Regions from separate parts of the Homo sapiens genome. Here region 2 is linked to region 1. Evidence: chromatin loops called from intact Hi-C (ENCODE). Cell type or tissue: heart left ventricle. All regions are shown on one strand. Each heading gives the region's core, and the rest is flanking DNA. Links, peaks and the distances in the headings are about the cores only. Region 1 overlaps TNFAIP3 (TNF alpha induced protein 3). Region 2 has its middle 13 kb from the start of LINC02865.

The links. Peaks named below come from ENCODE experiments on the same cell type or tissue, not always from the same donor. Only the 100,000 strongest peaks of a DNase experiment are listed, where the experiment ranks them.
Region 2: a loop joins it to region 1, with 2.3 times the contacts of the local background. A loop is called at or near these places in 35 of 110 quality-filtered maps.

Annotation. Positions count from the first base shown.
Region 1 is chr6:137,876,617-137,881,997 of GRCh38, reverse strand. TNFAIP3 (TNF alpha induced protein 3) reads right to left here. Exons shown (of 9, transcript NM_001270508.2): 6 at 4,742-4,922; 7 at 2,647-3,566; 8 at 1,746-1,927; 9 at 1-963. The coding sequence ends at 679. Among named protein-coding and RNA genes, the nearest start is that of WAKMAR2, 11 kb to the right of the region's middle. RefSeq lists an enhancer at 2,438-3,020. In heart left ventricle, for the core only: a CTCF peak has its summit at 2,815; DNase peaks (open chromatin) are centred at 1,191 and 2,817; H3K27ac peaks cover 458 bases.
Region 2 is chr6:137,929,422-137,934,802 of GRCh38, reverse strand. No RefSeq gene overlaps it. Among named protein-coding and RNA genes, the nearest start is that of LINC02865, 13 kb to the left of the region's middle. RefSeq lists a silencer at 799-848. In heart left ventricle, for the core only: no CTCF peak of the experiment used is centred there; no DNase peak of the experiment used is centred there.

The sequences.
Region 1 (5,381 bases), core at 260-5,259:
GGTGCATATTATAAAGAGCAGCTTGTTTTTCTGTCAATGTGAACATGTTCAGTCTCAGCAGCCTCAGAATCACAGTCCATGGATGGTTCTGCATTTCTGCCGGGTCCTCAGGAAAGGAACCGGGCAGGTAGGGAAAAACCATGAACTACAAACACTCTCTGAATACGTCCATTTTCCCTGAGCTTCCTTGAGCTTCTTGCAGAGGGCCTCGCTGCCATGAGGATCTGGCTTCACATCTCTGAGAGATGCTGGGGGAGGGGAGGTGGAATGGCTCTGGCTTCTCCAACCCACGCGACTTGTGTGTCTTTTCCCTTTCTCAGCCAAGACGATGAAGCAGTCCTGATGCGCAGGGTGCAGGGGCCTCGGCCAGTCCCCGCACACCTTCCAAGTCCAAAGAAGTTCCTGGCCTCCTGCTTGGTAGGAGAGGAGGAACCTTGGGCTGAATCTGACATCATCCCTTGCCAGTTACAAGCTTTGCTTTCTAAGGCCACCTGGGAACACTCCCGGGTTACCAAACCTGAGCATCGTGGGCACCACGAAGAGCTTATCTTTCCTCTCCTGCTCAGACACCCTTAAGCCCACTGTTGCAGTGGCAGCTGAGGGGTTCAGAGGATAGCACCATGATGACTGACAGCTCGAGGCCCCACTTCTTGCAGGAGGTGACCCACCTGTTTCCGGTTAGCCATACATCTGCTTGAACTGAAAGCATTCGTTGCAGTAGCCGTTGCACTTGGCATTGCCAAAATGATCACAGGCGGGGGCCCGGCAACGCTGCTTGGGGGGGTCTTCGGGGGCAGGCTCACCCCGGTGGGCCCCAGGGCCCATCCTCTGGTTGGGATGCTGACACTCCATGCAGAGCTCCTCGCTGCGGCAGGCCAGGATGTTCTTGCAGGAGGCCCGGGCGCACTTGGGCCTTGAGGTGCTTTGTGTGGTTCGAGGCACATCTCTGCGCTGGCTCGATCTCTGAGTGGAAAGAACAGGCAGATCATTAAAAAGTCAGGAAACTATTGCTCACATTTCTTAGGGAGAGCACAATGAAATCTCATTGGAGAGTGTGGAGTCTACAAAGAGCTTTACCTGCCTGAGCAAGGGAACAGGAGAGCATTGCAGTCTATGAGCCAGAGCTCTCGAAGGATGTTTCTTTCCAGTCTCAAGGAAAGCTGACTTGGCCCCCAGGGAGGCTGAGGAAAACCGCCAAGCCTAAGTTGGCCTGCAAACTTTCCCTGGCTCTCTTCTGTTGGGACCAAAAACCACTGTTCTTACATAGCTTCCCTACCATTCTGTGAGCAACAGGCGACACACCTATCTGTCAAAGCTGGCTTTTCTGACGCGCCATTAGGTGGAGGCAGGCCCCTGGGAAGCTCTGTCTGTTCGCTCCTTATGATAAAGGATTATTTAAGAAGGGCTGCTTTTTAGATGTCTGTGCTTCTCTTACAAATCAAAGAAGCCTCTGATCACCATCTGGCTTTTTGGAGGCTTGAAGAAGTTTTATGCAATGGCTGTGTTTCTTTGTTTTTAAAATAAATTTGAAAGCATACTTGGAGCATGAAAATTGGAGGTAGCATTTCGGACCTGGGGAGCCACAGTGACATGGACATTCCCCTTCAGGTTCTGAATTAATCCTTTATCATGAGGAGACAGAACCTGGCAGAGAGGAAAGCCTGCTTGTCACTGTCGGTAGAAAACGCTCCAGCAAAAAGCATCGAACACACGGGAGGGAGGGAAAGCTCCTCCAAGTGTCTCACCAGTTGCTCTTCTGTCCTTTTGGCCTCATGAAATCTCTGATTCTGAGCTTCAATGAAACACTTCTGGCAGTATCCTTCAAACATGGTGCTTCCAAGGGTGCCGCATTCCCTCCCCAGGCACGGAATGGTGTTCTGGAACCTGGACGCTGTGGGACTGACTTTCCCTGAGGCAGCAGCAAAATCTACATGAGAATGGATGCTAGTTAGTACCACATAGGGGTCACCCCACCGATACAGAGATGCTGACAGTAGAGAAATAAATGGGTTCCAAATACAGATTAGGCCAGCCTTAAATGTATAGAAATATATATATGTATATGTTTAAGTCTATAAATTCAGCAAAAGAAATAACATCCCTATTATGGAAACATCTTTGGCTTTACCAATCTCTCATTTTGAACTTGAAGCACTGATTGCTCACAGGAACAGGCAAGGAGCAGGCATTACCTGATCACCCTTCTTTCCAATGAGAGATTTCCAAACCACATCTGTTTCCTTACAGTGTCAACAGAGACTTCCTTCTCTCCAGTTACTACTCTTCAGATTTTAAGATTGTTCTGTTATATCTAAGTTGCAAAATAAGTCTAGTTTAAACTTAGACTCTCTTAGATATGCCAGACCTGAATGGTCTAGTAAAAGCACATCCCATGAGCTCTGTCTACAGGGCACTCTGGTTTTTGGAATGTGATATTAGGAGCTGCTGTAATCACGCAGTGCCTTTTGCCTCCATGGGCGGCTGGCAGGGCCACCGTGACTGTCCCCTGCACAAGCTGGTAGAAAAGCACGGTAGGTCCTGACAGTTCTGCCTGACTGCCTACATGGGCTTTTTTTCTTAAAGGTCAGGAACAAAACCCCTTCTGGACAGCAGCCGCTGTGTTAGGAAGTCAACCACTTCACTCACGTTTGTTTTCTCTGTACTCGATGAAACACAGTGTGCAAAAGCCCTTGTTTTCTGGAGTCCCAAAATACACGCAGCCGGCTTTTCTGCACTTGCTCGTCCCCGTCCTGTCCCCAGGAGTCCGTGCAGCTTGAGACAGGCAGCCAGCAGGGGCGTCGTTTCCAGCTCTGTGGCAAGAATGCGGGGAGGGGCTCCGGACGAGCCGCGAGGGATCTGACTTGGAACGCTGGTGACAGGAAGGAGGGAGGCTGGTGCTGAGGCTGGAGGAGGCCTCTGCTGTAGTCCTTTTGAAGCAAGTACTGCAGATCCCATTAAATGTCCTGGTAACATCCTGGAGGCAGGCTTGGCACTTCCCGGGATCCAAGTGCCTTGTGTGGTCTGGGGCGTGGCTGGCGTGAAGTTGCCGGGCGTTGTGGCAACGTTCACAAAATCCGTTGTGCTGCACATTCAGTGTGAAGGGGCAGCCGGGGCTCCTGCACTTCATGGCAGTGGTCTCACTGAACAGAAAAGGGCTGGGTGCTGTCGGTGGGGCCGAATGAGGCCCCCCAGTGGACTCCTCAGGGTTCCACGCCAAGGGCTCATAGGCTTCTCCCCGAGAGGCCCCGAGCGCCATGCCAGGGAGCCCCTCAGGGCCCGGCTTGGAGTTCAGCTTTGGGAGTTTGTTTTGATTCTTTTGCCGCCTCTCTGAGCACTCATGGCATAAAGGCTGGGTGTTCACAGACATGAAGAAGGGGCAGTTGGGCGTTTCACATTTTACATCCATGAGAGAAAGCTGGGGCACGGAAGGTTCCATGGGATTCTGGGCGTGCCCCTCTCTCCTCCCCTGCTCGCTGTTTTCCTGCCATTTCTTGTACTCATGCTGAACAAGTTCAAAGTAATCATCTACCAGATTGATTTCTTTTGGTAAGTTAGCTTCATCCAACCTGAAGACCAAAAGGAAAAAATATGTATGAGAATACACAAAATCACACACAAGATTTTACATCATTAGCTCATAGAACAAAGTTTTAGAATGTGGATTATGGCAAGAATTGTAGAACCATTCACTGAAATGCAGGCCTGTGATGAAGAGCTCACACTTTTCACGCAACATGATCTGACACATTTCCCAACATGTTCGAGTCAAGAATGATGTCAGTTAGTTTGCTAAGACTTCCTTATTTTTAAAATCACAGTTTCATTTAATCAATCTTGGTCCATCCAAAAATTATAGATAGTTCTAAAACAAGGGCTAAGAAAAATCAGTTGACTTTCCAATTTCTCAGAGATCAAATTCTGAGTAAAATATTACTGAGGCCATTGGTTTGGGACTAGTCTACTTTATAGTACAAACTACTTTGGAACCTCAGGTTGGGTATTTTGCTGTTACTAACTTTAAACTTGTGTCTAGTCTCCACCAGCATTAGCAGCCATGAGTAACTAAGACGCAGACACACTCAAAGGCGCTTGTCTATTTACTGTTGACTCTGTAATTTGCTAATCTCCACATTGAGAGACAGATTCTCTTACGGCTTCCTTGTCATCTGTTGTGCGTTTCAAGTGCTCAGAAACAGGCATCTCTTTAACATAAAGCCAATGTTTAAAGACCGGATACCTGCACAATGGGTATTCTGGGGCTTTCCTCCCATTTCCATGTGGCAGAATCATGAGCTGCAACATAAACAATTCTACAGCTCCATCTATGTCTGATGTGCCTGTTCTTACCAAGAAGCCAAGAGAGAAAGGCTTTTGTTTCCAAGTGTTTTCACTAGTCTTTTTAATATGTACCAGAGTAATTAAAATACAAAAACAAGAAACAACAACTATCCTTGATGTAAATGCACTTTGAAAACCCATAATTCTGCAATTCTGACTTTTGGGATCCAGATATCCAGGAAAATCATTATGGATAAATGACATGTTTTGATTTGAAACCCAAGTTAGTACTGCCTTACATAATCCTCTCTAACCATGCACAAGACTCTGAATTTGTTTCCCATTGGCAGAAACTGGCCGCAAATCACTCTACTGTTGAGCTTCAGGGTGGCAGCAACTCAGGTGGCTGAGGTTAAAGACAGTTACAGATGACACAGGAGAGAGCTGAACATAAACTGCTTACTTTGCGGCATTGATGAGATGAGTTGTGCCATGGTCCCAGCCTTGGACGGGGATTTCTATCACCATTAAGTACTCTTTTAAGAGCTTCTCCTTCATCTCATTTTCAGGATCTGTCAAAAAGTGAACTTTTAAGTCTTCAAATCTTCCCCGGTCTCTGTTAACAAGTGGAACAGCTCGGATTTCTAAGGAAAAAAATAATACATAAGTAAAACAGTATTCTACTAAACAAGGCCATAGGTAAGTAGATCTCATTTTGAAAATGTATAAAAGATATAACTTACAGAATAGAAAAGTATTCTTAGCCACAGTTAAACCCAAATGGGAAAACAAAATGTGCTACAATCTAATATAAAAATGCACTGTTTCCAGGAAACTCACATAACATTAACCAGCCTGGAGGTGGTGGATCTTATTGGTTAAAGTCCCAGGCTTTAGAATCAGACTGACCTGAGTTTGAATCCTGGCTTTGTCACTATCAAGCTGTGTGGCATTAGGCAGGTTAGTTGACCTCTCTGAGCTTTAACTGTCTAATATGTAAAATAAGGCTACCAAGGCCTACATCTCACAAGAGTGCTAAAAGGATAAAAATGCAGTAAAATAATATTTCCAAAGCACAGTGCTTATTCCACATGAGGCTATTA
Region 2 (5,381 bases), core at 301-5,300, 53 kb before region 1:
TTGCCTAATATAAGAAGTCTGTTCATCAAATTGACAAAGTCTAAGGTCCTAGGACTGAATATTTGAATAATGTCATCACATAATATCTCTAAGTCCTAGGCAAATATTAGGTGAAAAAAATTAAACAGATAGGGCTCCTGCTTTTGACAGTAAGTTCTGACTAAACGGTCTTGTTTACTGTTTACAGATGACAGTGATCTAGTTTGAAGAAAGCTGTAATGCTATAAGCTATGAAGTTGATGTTTAGACTACAGTATTATTTTCAACATTCTTGCTACCCCACTCCCCCAACATTTCTGCTGTGGTTGTATTGAGTTAAGCTATAGTTCAGAAATATATGGGTTATGAACAGAGGTGGTGGCTTATGCTTGTAATCCCAGCTCTTTGGGAGGTCTAGGTGGGAGGATCACTTGAGGCCAGGAGTTTGAGACCAGCTTGGGCAATATAACGAGACCCCATCTCTATTTAAAAATAAAAATAAAAATAAAATTAAGAAAAGAAATAATGGCTTAAAAAATTTCCTCCAGAAGAAAAACAGGTTATGCAAGAAGAAGCCTGTTTTAATAGAAAGTAACTATAGGCACCTGAAGGCTACCTCTGCATGTGTTTATTTTTATTTTGTTGGCAGGGCATTACTGGAAGAAAAGTAGATATTCTATAACAAGTTTGAGTGAATAAGCTCCACATGTGGTCTCAAGCCAAAGTCCTATCATCACATCTGGCACGAGAAAAACACCACAGTTCTCTGAACCTTTTCCCCAGACCTCCTGAGGCTCTTTGCTCATTGGAACGAGGCAATGCTGAGGCAAGTTGGTTTCCAGACTGAGGTTGATACTCAGCCTTGCTGGCCAGCTCTCTTATTTGGCAGACCAAGGTCTTCTCATGCCTCAGGCTAAATAGCAAGGAAGTGCTCAAGGCCAGAATTATTTGAAATAAGAGGAAAGTTGGAGGTGCTGCCCAGTTCATGACTCAGTGAAACGAAACTCTGAAACACAGCAATCCAGAATTGAGAAGCCAAAATAGGAAGGCTTGAATGGAGCAGTAACCCAGCCAGGCCTTGACAGAGTATTTGGAAACAGGTGGCATAAAAGATTAAATATACCAGGACTGAACGGGATTAATTAAGAATGGCAGGGGCCAGCTGAGTCAGGAACACATGGGCAGATCTGGAATTAAGCTTGGTTAATAAAGATAGGTGAGCCCAAAGTGTTTCAGATTGTATAAATGATCCCTACTTTAAAATCTTGTACTGTAGCCCACATACAGATCACAGACACTAAAATCACAGAGAAATATTTGCGAGAAGCCTCTCTCGACCCTGCTGACTTGTATTCTATGAATTGTCAGCACTGACCTGGGGCAAGAATAAACTACAGGTAGATAGATGTCTGTCTGCTTTTGTAAGACAGGAGGAGATAGATATGATCTTAACATTTTTATTAGAACAAAAAGAATAAATACATTTTAAGGCCTAACCTGTTCAACTTAATACTCTAATATCATTTTCTTACTTTAACATTTTTGTTTATTGAAAATCTAAATAATTTAGTTAAGTAATAGAAATCCTCCATAGAAGGCAGGGGGCCTGGCTCTGTCACAGAATCAACATGGAATCCCAGTCACCAGAGTTAGCTTTTATGAACTTCTGGTTTACCTTCTGAGAAACGGTTTTGTTTTTGAGGATCAAATATGATAATATTTATAAAAGTACTTGGAAAACTATAAATTGTTATATAAATGGAATATATTATTTTATGAAATCATTATTCTTTGCTCACAGAATCATGGCTTGATTACCCTGGGGACCAATTGGGTTTTTTGTTTTACTAAAACCAAAGAAAAAGAAAAATAAACTTTGTTACTTATCACTGACTTATAAAGAATTCTGCTATAAGTCAAATTATTTAAACCTAGCCTAGCAATTATCTTTCTTTTTCCTTGTTCCTGAAAGGTAGGATTTTGTACACAACTTGCTACTAAGTACAGCTGCAATTTGATTAGGAGCCTTAACCCTTGAAAATAGTCCTTTACTGCAAAAAAGCATCATAAAGAAACACCTTTTATGTCTTCTGAATAATAAAAGGGAAAATTCATATTCTTACATTTCTTTGAACAGAAACATGTCTAAATGCTTCAAGTCACATGTTTAAAAGACAGTGGAACAAAGTATTTAGACTACATCTGATAGACAAAGTATTGGCAATTTATAAAACAGCCCCTCAAGATAAACAAAAGACAATCCAAAATAAAAGTGGCCAAATGACATAAACAGGCAATTCCTAGAAGTGAACATGCAAATGATTAATAAACATATGAAATTTAAAAAACAATGAGGTACATTTGCACCCAACAAATAGTGCACAATGAAAAAGACTGATAATATGTAATACTAATAAGAATATGGGAAAATAAGCAGGCTCATATATTGGTAGTTGGGAGTACAAATTATTGCAATCTTTTTGGAAAGACTCTGTGGGCCACAGTAATTCTAAATATTAGTGCCAGAAAGGATGGTGACTACCATCTTCATTCACTTATTCATGAAACAAATATTTACTGCACGCCTACTTTGTGCCAGGGATACAGACTTACATCTGTAAAATAAATCTCTGCTCCTGTGGAGTTCACATTTATTGCGGGACAGACAGACAATAGCCATAATAAATAAGTACAGTGCATAGAGTATAAGGAAGTGATACGTACGATGGAAAAAACACAGCAGGCCAGGGAAAACCTGTAATATTGATATGAGTGTGTGGGCAGCAACTTCAGATAGGGAGTCTGTATAGGTCTGGACTGAGAAAGTGAAATCTGAGCTAAGACTTGAAGGAAATAGGGAGTAGCTATGAGGATGCACAGGCGAATAAGGTTCCAGGCAGAGGAAACAGCCGGTATAAACATAAATAAGTAAAAATAACAAAGTGATTGAATACAAATATAAAGATGTAAGTGAAAGAAGAGTGGATGGAGACTGCTCCTTTCCCTTCCAAGGTTAACAGTTTCCTTTCTGCATATTTTCTTCATTTATTTATTCAGTTAATGGGATCTGTGTCTGTAACATCTAGGAGGGTGTGTTGATCTGTCAATTATCAAAAAGATAGTCTTACTTTTGGTCAATCAGGCACGGTCACAGAGTCCAGAGACTTTTGGCAAGCTACTTCCTTTTTTTTCCCATGAAATCGGTCATCAATCCATACAGAGTCCACCTGCAATAAGAGTAGCTTGAGTGGAATCACTGAATCTCCTCCTTATCTGGTCCCCTCTCTTGTCTCCTTGGAGCTTTTTTCTACTCATCTGCCTACCCTCAGAATCTTCTGGCAGCTTCAGAGCCTAAAGATTTTGCCAACTCCTTTAAGTCCTTCATATTGTTCAGTGAAGAACCCTTATGAGGGCAACAGACTTATCTCTTGTTAGTGTGAACTTCTGTTATAGCATTCAATTGTGGCATTAATTTTGCTAACAAAAATGCTATTACATTATTCTGTCCAATCAGAGACGTCTATAATCATATAGTGGTAATAATTACATCTGACAACATTACGATAGATTTTTCTGTATTCCTTTACCATCTCTTCTGACCATTTCTCATACTTCACAAGTTTTCTAAATTTCTTTTGAGGTATAACGTACTTTTTAGTATAGAGTTTGTTGGATTTTAAAATAAACATGCCCTATTTACCTCCCAGATTAACACTGCCAGCACCCCAGAAGCCTCTCTCTCATGCCTCCTTTCAGTCAATAACCACCCTAAGGTAGCCAATATTCTAATTTGGATCACCATATGTTAATTTTTGACTGGTCTTTAGACTTTATATAAATGGAATCGTTTTGTAAGTACTCTTTGTATAACATTATGTTTGTGAAATATATCACTTTTGTAGATAGCCATAGTTTGGCCGGGCATGGTGGCTCATACCTGTAATCCCAGCACTTTCGGAGGCCGAGGAGGGCGAATCATGAGGTCAGGAGTTCAAGACCAGCCTGGCCAACATGGTGAAACCCAATCTCTACTAAAAATGCAAAAAATTAGATGGGTGTAGTGGCGGGTGCCTGTAATCCCAGCTACTCAGGAGGCTGAGGCAGGAGAATCACTTGAACCCAGGAGGTGGAGGTGGCAGTGAGCCAAGATTGTGCCACTGCACTCCAGCCCGGGCGACAGAGTGAGACTCCATCTCAAAAAAAAAAAAAAAAAAATGCTGGGCATGGTGGCTCACGCCTATAATCACAGCACTTTGGGATCGCTTGAACTGAGGAGATGGAGGTTGCAGTGAGCTGAGATTGCGCCACTGCACTCCAGCCTGGGCAACAAGAGCGAAACTCCATCTCAAAAAAAAAAAAAAAGCAATAGTTTGTTCTTTGTCATCATTGTATAGTATTCCATTGTATAACTATACCAAGATTTATTTGTTCTACTGTTGACAGACATTTGGGTGGGTTTCAGTTTTTGGCAATTGTGTGTAAAACTGTTATAAACATTCTTTAACATACTGCTTTGTGAATATATGCATTTATCCTCCCAGGCAGAGAGAGTGGCACATTTCTACTGTAAAAGGTCAAAGAGTAAATCCTTTAGGATCTACGGGTCATATGGTTTCTGTCTGTCGCAATTATGCCATTGCAGTGCCAAAGTAGCTCTAGAGAAGACATAAACAAATGGATGTAGCTGTGTTTCAATAAAGTGCTATTTACAAAGACCAGATTTGACCTGTACACCATAGTTTGTTGAACCTTGCTCTGCTCTTAGGTATATACCAAGGATTGATAATGCTGTGTGTTGGGTAATGCTGTGTGTTATATACCAAGGAATGGTAATGCTGTGTGTTAGGATGTTCATTATGTTTTACCAGTTTTCTAAAGTGGTTGTGTCAATTTACACTCCCACCAGCAATGAATGAAAATTTCATATATTCACCAACATTTCCCAAATATTTTTAAATTCCTGAAAACATTGTATTTTCTGTCATTTGTAAATCAGTGCCATTATTGCTATAGTAGTAAAATATTATTTTTTTCTTCTCTAAGGAGTCATTATGTCAATGACCTATCATTAATGCCTCTTATTCTTGCAAAGGAATATTGAGGACCCCTACATTGTGCTTTTCTCTCCCTTTAATTTGATGTAGACAAAGAGCACTTTATTGGCAGTTGGGAGACCTAAGCTTAACCATGCTATGACTTTAGTATAGGCACTTCTGTGTCTCATTTTCTTTTTTTTCTTTTTTTCTTTTTGAGATGGAGTCACAGTCTGTCGCCAGGCTGGAGCGCAGTGGTGCAATCTTGGGTCACTGCAACCTCTGCGTCCCAAGTTCAAGCAATTCTCTTGTCTCAGCCTCCCGAGTAGCTGGGACTACAGGCATGTGCCACCATGCCCAGCTAATTTT